2 separate regions of the Homo sapiens genome follow, and region 2 is linked to region 1. Evidence: read pairs that join two places in POLR2A ChIA-PET (ENCODE). Cell type or tissue: OCI-LY7. All regions are shown on one strand.

Evidence for each region. Peaks named below come from ENCODE experiments on the same cell type or tissue, not always from the same donor. Only the 100,000 strongest peaks of a DNase experiment are listed, where the experiment ranks them.
Region 2: POLR2A ChIA-PET joins it to region 1 with 10 read pairs; 3 of 35 experiments call an interaction of 5 or more read pairs at or near these places.

Annotation. Positions count from the first base shown.
Region 1 is chr1:174,960,823-174,965,822 of GRCh38, forward strand. The region is part of intron 20 of RABGAP1L (RAB GTPase activating protein 1 like); the gene reads left to right. Among named protein-coding and RNA genes, the nearest start is that of RABGAP1L-AS1, 9.1 kb to the left of the region's middle. In OCI-LY7, no CTCF peak of the experiment used is centred here; DNase peaks (open chromatin) are centred at 2,889, 3,819, 4,459 and 4,939; H3K4me3 peaks cover 2,647 bases; H3K27ac peaks cover 4,140 bases.
Region 2 is chr1:174,165,984-174,170,983 of GRCh38, forward strand. The region is part of intron 1 of RABGAP1L (RAB GTPase activating protein 1 like); the gene reads left to right. Among named protein-coding and RNA genes, the nearest start is that of RABGAP1L, 9.0 kb to the left of the region's middle. In OCI-LY7, no CTCF peak of the experiment used is centred here; no DNase peak of the experiment used is centred here; H3K4me3 peaks cover 1,790 bases; H3K27ac peaks cover 1,278 bases.

The DNA.
Region 1 (5,000 bases):
CAGTGGGTGGTACATTAATTTTTAGTGATGCCCATTAATTTCCAGGTAGAACATATGTTGTACATTATATGTATACACACATATAAACATATATAAGTAGGTAATACACACACATATATGCACTGCCTGTGCTACCTGGTCTTGGCATCAGTTTATATTTTAAACTCAGTGAACACCATAATGACTGCTTTATAGCCTTTACTCTTTCTGTTTTTCTTCATGACTAGATTCCAAGAGACAGAAAGGAAACTTTTTTGAAAGAACAATGTAGAATGTTTATTTCAAATCTCTTTTATCCTCTTTCTTAACTTGCACCTGACCAGGTTTGTGTAAAATTCTTTGTCTACTCTAACATTTTGGTTTGTAAATTTAGTGATTGATTTCTAATGAAGTGAAATTAGGATAAAGATTTGACTGTAGAATAAGCATGTTTTCATTTTTATACAGGTTCCCAGAAGACACACATTTATCAATATGTGTAGCTGTTTTAGTATATTTTAGAAACTAGTAACTAAGCCCTTAATAAGCAAAGTTACCAATTTCAGAAATTAAAATACTTTCTATCTTAAAGAGATGAATTGTTTCTGTTGTGAGGAAAGTTTTCTAGTGATGGTATCAGTTGCTGGTACTTTTTGGAGATCTGTAGCCTTCATCTACCTTTGGAGAACGATATGCTTTTCTGGTTTAATTAAATAACTATTTGCACAAATGTGAGTTAAGGCTTAAAAACACAGCTAATTGGCCGGGCATGGTGGCTCTTGCCTGTAATCCCAGCACTTTGGGAGGCCGAGGTGGGTGGATCACTTGAGGTCAGGAGTTCCAGACCAGCCTGGCCAACATGGTGAAATGCTGCTTCTACTAAAAAATATAAAAATTAGCTGGGTGTGCTGGCAAGCACCTGTAGTCCCAGCTACTCGAGAGGCTGAGGCATGAGAATCGCTTGAGCCTGGGAGGGGGAGGTTGCAGTGAGCCAAGATCATGCCACTGCACTCCAGCGTGGGCAATAGAGCCAGACTCTGTCTCAAAAAAAAAAAAAAAAAAAAAAAAGAAACGACCAGGTGCAGCAGCTCACGCCTGTAATCCCAGCACTTTGGGAGGCAGAGGTGGGCAGATCACAAGGTCAGGAGAATCGAGACCATCCTGGCTAACATGGTGAAACCCCATCTCTACTAAAAAATAAATAAATAAAAATATAAAAAAAAATTAGCCAGGCGTGGTGGTGGGCACCTGTAGTCCCAGCTACTTGGGAGGCTGAGGCAGGAGAATGGTGTGAACCCAAGAGGCGGAGTTTACAGTGAGCCAGGATCACGCCACTGCGCTCCAGCCTGGGCGACAGAGTGAGACTCCGTCTCAAAAAATAAAAATAAAAATACACCCCCCCCCCACACACACACACAGCTAGTTAATTAAATTCAGTGAATCTCCCAAAGCATAATAAAGGTTACCTGTTCTAGATGGGAAAATACTAAAAGAATCTGGAATGCTTAAACTCTCTTGGGTTTGGGACACAGACATTATTATAAATACATAATTTCTAATTGAAGTGTCTTATCCATGTTCAGTACAATTAAATTTAGAATGTTTAACCTCATTCTTGAGATTAAACAAAGTAATTTTTAAAATCAAAATGTAATTTAAACAAAGAAAATGATTCCTCTATGTTTCCACAGAGTTTTTTCTTGCACATACTGGTTTTTGTAGAGCAATTGCTCCTACATGTAATTTCAAATTAAGCTATTATGCATAGTAAAAATAATACAAATGAAATATTTGAAATAAAGCTTAATTGTACTTTTTTGCCATCCTTAAATATCTAATGCAATAGTTTAGAGTAATTTTCACATTTCTTTTAAACTTGACAAATAAAAGTTTAAATTAGTATACATTTCTTACCTATAAAAAAGAGGGAGTAGACTTTTTAAAAAAACTGTTGGACCCTTTCTTACTCAGGGGAGTCAAGATAAGTGAATCCATCTTTGAAAAATGTTTTTCTGGCTGGGTGTGGTGGCTCACACCTGTAATCCCAGCACTTTGGGAGGCCAAGGCAGGTGGATCACTTGAGGTCAGGAGTTCAAGACCAACCTGGCCAACATGGTAAAACCCTGTCTCTACTAAAAATACAAAAATTAGCTGGGTGTGGTGGCACATAACCTGTAGTCCCAGCTACTCAGTAGGCTGAGGCAGGAGAACCTCTTGAACCTGGGAGGCAGAGGTTGCAGTGGGCAGAGATCGTGCCACTGGACTCCTGCCTGGGTGACAGAGCAAGACTCCGTCTCAAAAAAAAAAAAAATTTTTTTTCTGCCATAGCAAATAAACTTACATTTTATTATTTTTTCATATCCCAAAAACTGTGTTGGCTTTTGGAAATAGTATGTTATGAAATAATGTGCTTTTAAGGAATAGTAATAGACACAAGGATGGTTTATATATGCCTATGATAACTTAATGATAAACTTCAGAAGTCTTCCACTTTCTCTTTGAGCTTGGATAATCCAGAGAGTTCATTGTTATAGGATGGTGAAGATGCAAAACTAAATCCTTTTGGCTTCTCAAGCAATATAGCTAATAAGGAGTGGGCGATTTCTAACAATGCTGGTCTGCTAGAGTCCCTTATACTTAACCCTTGGGGGAAGAATATGCTTTAGGAACACTAAGAATTTCTAGTATGTTTACTGGTGATCTTCAGAGTTTTCAAGAAACTTTCATTAATTTTTAGAAAGTTTTCTTTTCTGTTTAAGTATTACTGAGAAAATTACCTGACACTAATATGTTTCTATATCATCTAGAATGCATCTGCTTTTTGAAAATTTGATTTGTGTACTAGAGTAGAGCAAGGATCTGCAGACTGTGGTTTATAGGCCAAATCTGGCTCACTGCCAGTTTTTGTAAACCAAGTTTTATTGGAACACAACCACACCTGTTTATTTATTTATAGTGTATGGCTGGTTTTGTATGACATTTGTAGAGTTGAGAAATTTCAACATAGACCATGCGACCTGCAAAGCCTAATATAGTTACTTTCTGGCAATTTACACTAGAAGTTTGCTGACCCCTGTGCAAGAGTATAACCTAAGATAGTTTTTTAAGCGCTGAAAGAAATGCAGTCTGTTTGGCCAGCTGTCATTTATCACTGACAAGATTTTGTTTTTAGTTTGACATTTAAAAATTTGAAATTTTCCACTACAAAGATAAAATTGGATGTGATGAGTAAAGGAGGGAAGCACAAAACCTTCAAATATCCATATTTTCTTTCTCAGATCTTCATTATGGACAACATAGATATTTAAACATTTTATCTGTAGGCATTTGAAAACTTGAATATGATAGCTGTCAACTCTTTTAAAAGAGGTATCCAAAAGAAAATATGTGAGAGTTGAGTGTGTTGTTGCTAATAAATTTGCACTGAGTCTTTTAGGAAAACATTTTCTCCTGACCCTTAAAAGTCTTTAAAAGCATGTGCCAAGAATTCATCATAGCAGCAGACAACACCCAAAATATTGAGCTAGGGTTTATAAAGCCGCCTCCCTCCTCGTCATTTTTTCCTTTAAAGCTTAGTTTCTTTACTTTTAATTAACAGTTCACATTTCTCTGGTTTCTCATCTTGAAATAAATGACGTTCACAATCCCTTGAACCGCTTCACCCAGACTTCAGCCCCCAGGTACACATGAGATCCAGGATCCATTTTTCTTTTGCATTGCCCTGCCCAGCAATTTCATTCTTTTGTCTGAAGATGAACTATTTTGCAAGATTTCTGACCTTGTCATATAAGGAAGTTCCTTCCACCCAGCTTTAACAACACAGTATCAACACCTCACACCGTAGTTCCTTAATAGTCCCACATACAGCATTTTAGTCATTCATGCAAACTGTAAACAGCAATGTGGAGAGGGAGGAGTTTGAAGATATGAGTCTTCCTGAGTTGAGACTTGCCCACTGGCTACCTCAAGTATCTTTGTTCCATTGAATGTTTGCGGTCACAGAGAGAACTTAGAGTTATATGACACTCAAAGGAAAAGCAAAAGAGCATTAAGAAGTGTCTGTTTTTGTTATTGCCATTTCATAAATATTTTAGTAGGTGTTCAATTTCATTGGATATTCTTTTTTTTTAATTGTCTTTGTACCTATGATTGAAAACAGTAGTTGGTCTATGACTTTTGAGGAGGTAAGTTTTTTTTTTAATCTATGTATGTCTGTAACATCAGTGTCTGTCTCTTTGAAAAATGCAGTATCCTCCTCCCAAAAGTTACTAACCAAACTTTCCCAGCTGTACATCTCCTATCCATAAGGGGTGAAACTATGAGGACAGTTGTTATCTGCTTTTTGTTCAAACGGTGTCAGTTGTGTGAGATGGGGAGTATATGTTTCAGACAGTGTGATGTGAGTTTTAAGAGTTATGTAAGCAGTGTCTCCTGTAATCTTTTCTGAAAGGCAAGAGGGAGCCAGTTTGCCTGTTTTGTTTACAGGCTTTGAGCATTTAGCACATCTGCTTGTGCAAACTTACAGCATGTGAATTTCTCTGGGCTGACTGAGGTTATTGGGGCTGACTTTAAGTCTGTCTTCCATGGGCAACCCTTGTCAACATTTCAAAATGAACCAAGCAGGGTTACTGCCTTTTCCAAGACCATCAAAACCAAACTCTCTTCTCCATTCTAGTATACAGGCAAACTTTTTCTAGAATTGGTCAGTATTGAAAACAGTTTTGGCTCCTTGAGAAGAACTGTAAAAGACAGCCACGTTAATATAAGCTCTGTTTAGCCCTCAGTAGGTAAGTGTGGGCAAGTTCTTTGTAGAAAATCTCCATCTCAGTAGCAGGGTCTCACTGTAGTGCTCAGTAGCACTCACCCTGGGTTCATACTTTGGAGGATGATACTGCATTTTTGGCCCCGTAGCTTGCTTTCCCACTTGTCTGTGAGTGCAGAGCAGGAGTCTGACACTTCCCACTGTGCTGCTTGCTTTGCAGACACTAAATTGAAGCTTCTTGCTAAAGCAAAAGCCAGTA
Region 2 (5,000 bases), 790 kb before region 1:
TAGAATGCCAGTTTTCCTTTCTGCTTTTCAGTTTATCTTTCATTTTTGACTCTGGAGTAATCTAGTACTTCTTAACATTGAACAGGATTTATATGTTATGATTAAAATATGATCCAGAGAGCACATAAGTATCCTTAGAGTAGAAGCTGAAGGGAAAAATTATTAGTGTTAGAGAAGCAACCTTGAGTTTACCAATCCTAAAAGTGTTGGAAAGTGAAAAATATTTTATTTGTAAGGAGAGACAGTGTTTTTTTTTTGTTTGTTTTTTGTTTTTCTTCATTAGCGTCAAATTGGCTGTAGTAGAACAGGAAGCAGTTTTGAAAGTCTTTACAAGGGCCTTCTAAAATGTGATTTCTAAATGACTGGATCTTAATTTTTGGAGGCAGGTTTAGTTCAGGCAGAAGGGTAGTTTATACAGATCTGCAGCTAAGCTGAGTAGCTTTTAGAATTTAGGGCAGCAAAGCAGGGTATTTTATACAAAATCCACTTGTAAGGAATTGATGGCTTCTTTATTCCAAGAATTTTCTTAGATTTCAGCATTTATGTCTTTGACAGCCTGTATGACTGAAGATGTTTTGAAGTCTTGGATGGAACTTGCCTTGTTTCACAGGGGAATTGGGTAGCTAGAAATGAAGGTATAAATGCCAGTAAGTTGTGTCTGTTAATCAAGTTGAAGTACTGGTGGCAGTTCTCAAGCTTTTCTGTCTGCTGATGATTTCACACTTACTGCTTCTAATTAAATAGTGTGTAGTCGATTTGAAGAAGCCTTGCTTCTCTTTGACCCACCAGTTCTGTAAAGGTAAAAGCCTTCTTAGAGTGTTGCCCAGGTAACAACACATACAGAGACTGCTTAATAGCTCATCATGGAAGTGTGTGGAAAATTTTGGAAATGTTGGTAAAGAAGTTGCTATAGTAAATAACTACTTGGTTGGTAAAAAGCTGGGCTACTTCTGGATAGTTGATAAAGAGTTTTTGAGATGAGCCGTGGTTCTAAAATAAATATGAATTGTGTCATTGCCACACGATTTTCTTCAGTTATGTAAGCTCCTAATATGTAAATGTTGTCCTACCATTTTAGAAGGTGTCAGCAGTTTCATGTGACCTGTTCCACAATATAGCACACCCCAAACACCACGATAAGAGTTCAAATATGGCATGGCCCAGATGCCTCACACCAGTTAAATGATAAAGCTAATCATGTCAGCACAGTGTTTCTGTTAAAGTTTTTTCCCCCTCTTTTTTGAGGCATGTTAGTTTTCACGAATTGAGGTTATTAGAATCTTTCCAGATTTTCTGCCACCATTTTTTTTGTGTGTGTGGTAAAAAGTATAATGATGGTGCCCTTAATTAAATTATGTAAACATTTGTAAAGATATACACGCATACACATAGTGTGCATATATGTATGTGTAGACATACATACATATATATTTACATATCATTAGTTCTTGGAATTTGTGGTGAAAATACACCCACCTGGCAAATGGTTGAAAACAAGTGTTCTAGCTCTTTGAAGACTACCATGTGAGTATTCACAAATATGAAAGTAATGCAAACCCAAAGGGAGTTTTTGTATGCCCAATTTCAAGAAAGGAGCACATTTTAAAAGGCAAGTATGGAATTCATTCATATACCAGTGAGGAATTTCTCAACTTCTCCTTTACCCCACACATACACCCGTTTACCATTCTCATTATTAGCAGTAAGCAAAATTAGAAGACTTTAAGAATCAGACTTCTACTACAAGTGATGCAAATAAATATTATTTTTAGAAAAAATACAAACCTGTGGTTTTGAGTTATGAAGGTTTAAGAGACACATATCACTAGTTTTTTTTATAAACTACATGGAGTGTTTTCTGTGCTTCAAGATGTCGTAATTGTCATTGTGAGGCCTTTTGCTGAGAGCATTGTATAAAGGAATAGTTGTTAGAATGGTTATTAGGTGTTTCTTTGAATAGTTTATTTTTCTGTAGTCAATTTATCTTGCATACATTGATGGCCGGGGGTGGTGGCCCACACCTGTAATCCCAGCACTTTAGGAGGCCAAGGCAGGCAGATCACTTGAGGCTAGGAGTTTGAGCCTAGCCTGGCCAAGATGGTGAAACCCCACCTCTGCTAAAAATACAAAAATTAGCCGAATGTGGTGGTGTGTGCCTGTAGTCCCAGCTACTTGGGAGGCTGAGGCACAAGAATCCCTTGAACCTGGGAGATGGAGGTTGCAGTGAGCCAAGATCGTGCCACTGCACTCCAGCCTGAGCTACAGAGTGAGACTCGGTCTCAAAAAAAAAAAAAAAAAAAAAAAAAATTGAATAGAGTATACTACTTTAGTGAAAAATTGACCATTGAAAAATCAACCATTGAAGGGAGGTTATATATATATTGGCAGACAGTAGGGTTTCTGAAGTTGTTTTAGAATAATTTTGTTATTGAGCAGCTGTTTTATCACCAGACCTCATTCATTTATTATTGCTTTTTTCCATTTTTTTTTAAATCTCATGAACTGTATTCTTTCATTTTAAATCTCTCATATTTGCCCTGAAGTCAGTGGTCATATTTGGACTAATGTTTTGATTTGCTGTTGTCTGCGCAAAGATCTATTACCAAGTTGCATGATCAAGTTGGTATTGAATGGTAATTCAGTTAATGTCTTCTTCTCTCCATTCCTTTTTTCCTTCTGTATTCTAGAAGTTACCTTAACACTAGTGTGAGATTCCTGGCAAAGTTAATGGGGAAATGAAATTAAATATTACTGTTATTCAAATCCTAGGGTGACCTTTTTGCCAACACTAATGAACATAGAAAATTTTTCAGCATGAATTATGCAGCTTAAATTTTCACTGAGGCTAGGCCTCTTAAGTTTAAAAAATTAAAAGTTAAAAAAATATTTATGGGGTACAAGTGCAGATTTCTTACATGTATAGATTCTTACATGTATAGATGTGGTGAAGTCTGGGCTTTTAGTATACCCATCACCTGAATATCCACCATTCTGTATGTCCATGTGTACCCATTGTTTAGCTGTCACATATAAGTGAGAACATGCGGCATTTGACTTTCTGTTTCTGAGTTATTTTACATATGATAATGTAGGCCTCTTAAGTTAAAAAACATTCTGACATGCATTTTATAGTTCTTGTCAACATTATCAATAGCTTTGATAGATGAAACAGGTTTCTCCTGTTGCAGTTGGTATCACACACAATAAATTAGCCATCCCTACCATTTGAAAATATAAAGGTGTTTTTTTTTTTTGACACGGAGTCTTGCTCTGTCGCCCAGGCTGGAGTGCAGTGGCATGATCTTGGCTCACTGCAGCCTCTGACCTCTGCCTCCCAGGTTCAAGCAATTCTCCTGCCTCAGCCTCCTGAGTAGCTGGGACCACAGGCACGTGCCATCATGTCTGGTTAATTGTTGTATTTTTAGTAGTATTTTCACTATGTTGGCCAGGCTGGTCTCAAACTCCTGAACTCGTGATCTGCCAGCCTTGGCCTCCCAAAGTGCTGGGATTACAGGCGTGAGTGACTGTGCCTGGCCCAGATAAAGTTTTTTTAAAAGATAATCTAGTAATAGTAGGAAAGAGAAACCAGTTTATCAGTTAATCTAATACTTCCTATTTTGAATATAAATTTCATTGTGTTGCATGGTAACTTCATTATGTTCCACTGAGTATTTACTTTTCTAAAGACAGACCTTTAACAATTTTTCCTTTTTTTCATGTTTTGGAGACAGGGTATCTCTCTGTTGCCCAGGCTGGAGTGCAGTGGCACGGTCATAGCTCATTGCAGCCTCAAACTTCTGGTCTCAAAGCGATTCTCCAACCTTCGTCTCAGGAGTAGCTGGTGGGACTATAGGACTGTACCCACCACACTCTGCTAATTTTTTAAATGGGAGTCTCCCTATGTTGCCCAGGCAGGTCTCAGACTCCTGGGTTTAAGCAATCCTCCTGCCTCAGCCCTTCCAAGCATTGGAATTACAGATGTGAGCCACTAAACCCTGCACAATTTTTCAACTTTTGGGAATTTCACTTAGAGGAGGATAATAGTAGCTTTTAGACATTTTTATCAGTTATCCAAGGGTGGAAAAAAATACTTAAAATGCAAGTAACTACAAACATTTTTGGTTTTGTGGGAGACAGTGTAGATAGAACATAGAACCTTAATTCTTGATCTAGTGCTGCTGTGAAATTCAGAGAGAATAAGTAATTTAGACACAACTTCTTTCTCCTCTTTGCACATTAACCATGAGCTAATATTGAGTGTTTACATGGGGTAGTTATTACATAAGAAAATGTACATTATCTCGCTAATCTTCACAGTAACCATATGAGGTAGGAACGATTATAATATCATCTCCAGTTTGCAGGTGAGGAAGCAGGATTAGAGAACTTCAGTAACTTACCTAAGATCACATAGCCAGGCGCCGTGGCTCATGCCTGTAATCCCAGCACTTTGGAAGTCCGAGGCGGGCAGATCACGAGGTCAGGAGATTGAGACCATCCTGGCCACATGGTGAAACCCCATCTCTACTAAAAATACAAAAATTAACCAGGCGTGGTGGCATGTGCCTGTAATCCCAGCTGCTCGGGAGGCTGAGGTAGGAGAATCGCTTGAACCAGGGAGGCTGAGGTTGCAGTGAGCCGAGATTGCGCCACTGCACTCCAGCCTGGACAGAGTGAGACGCTGTTTCAAAAAAAAAAAAAAAAAAAAAAATCACGTAGCTTGTGAGAGGCAGTTATCTCTTGCTTCTAAATCTGTCTCACAGTGACTCTCTACTACTACTCTGTATTGACAATCTTTAAATGGGATGGTACTTGTTTTGCACATTTCATAGGATAGTTATGAGAATCAAAAAAGATAAGATGTACAAAAGAACACACAGATGTCTCTGGTGTATTCATTTTATTGGATAATATTTGAGACACCAAAGAAATCTTTGAAATCTTGTACACATATTTGTTTGTAATCAGTAATGCTATAAAATAAGTTGAACAGATGAATA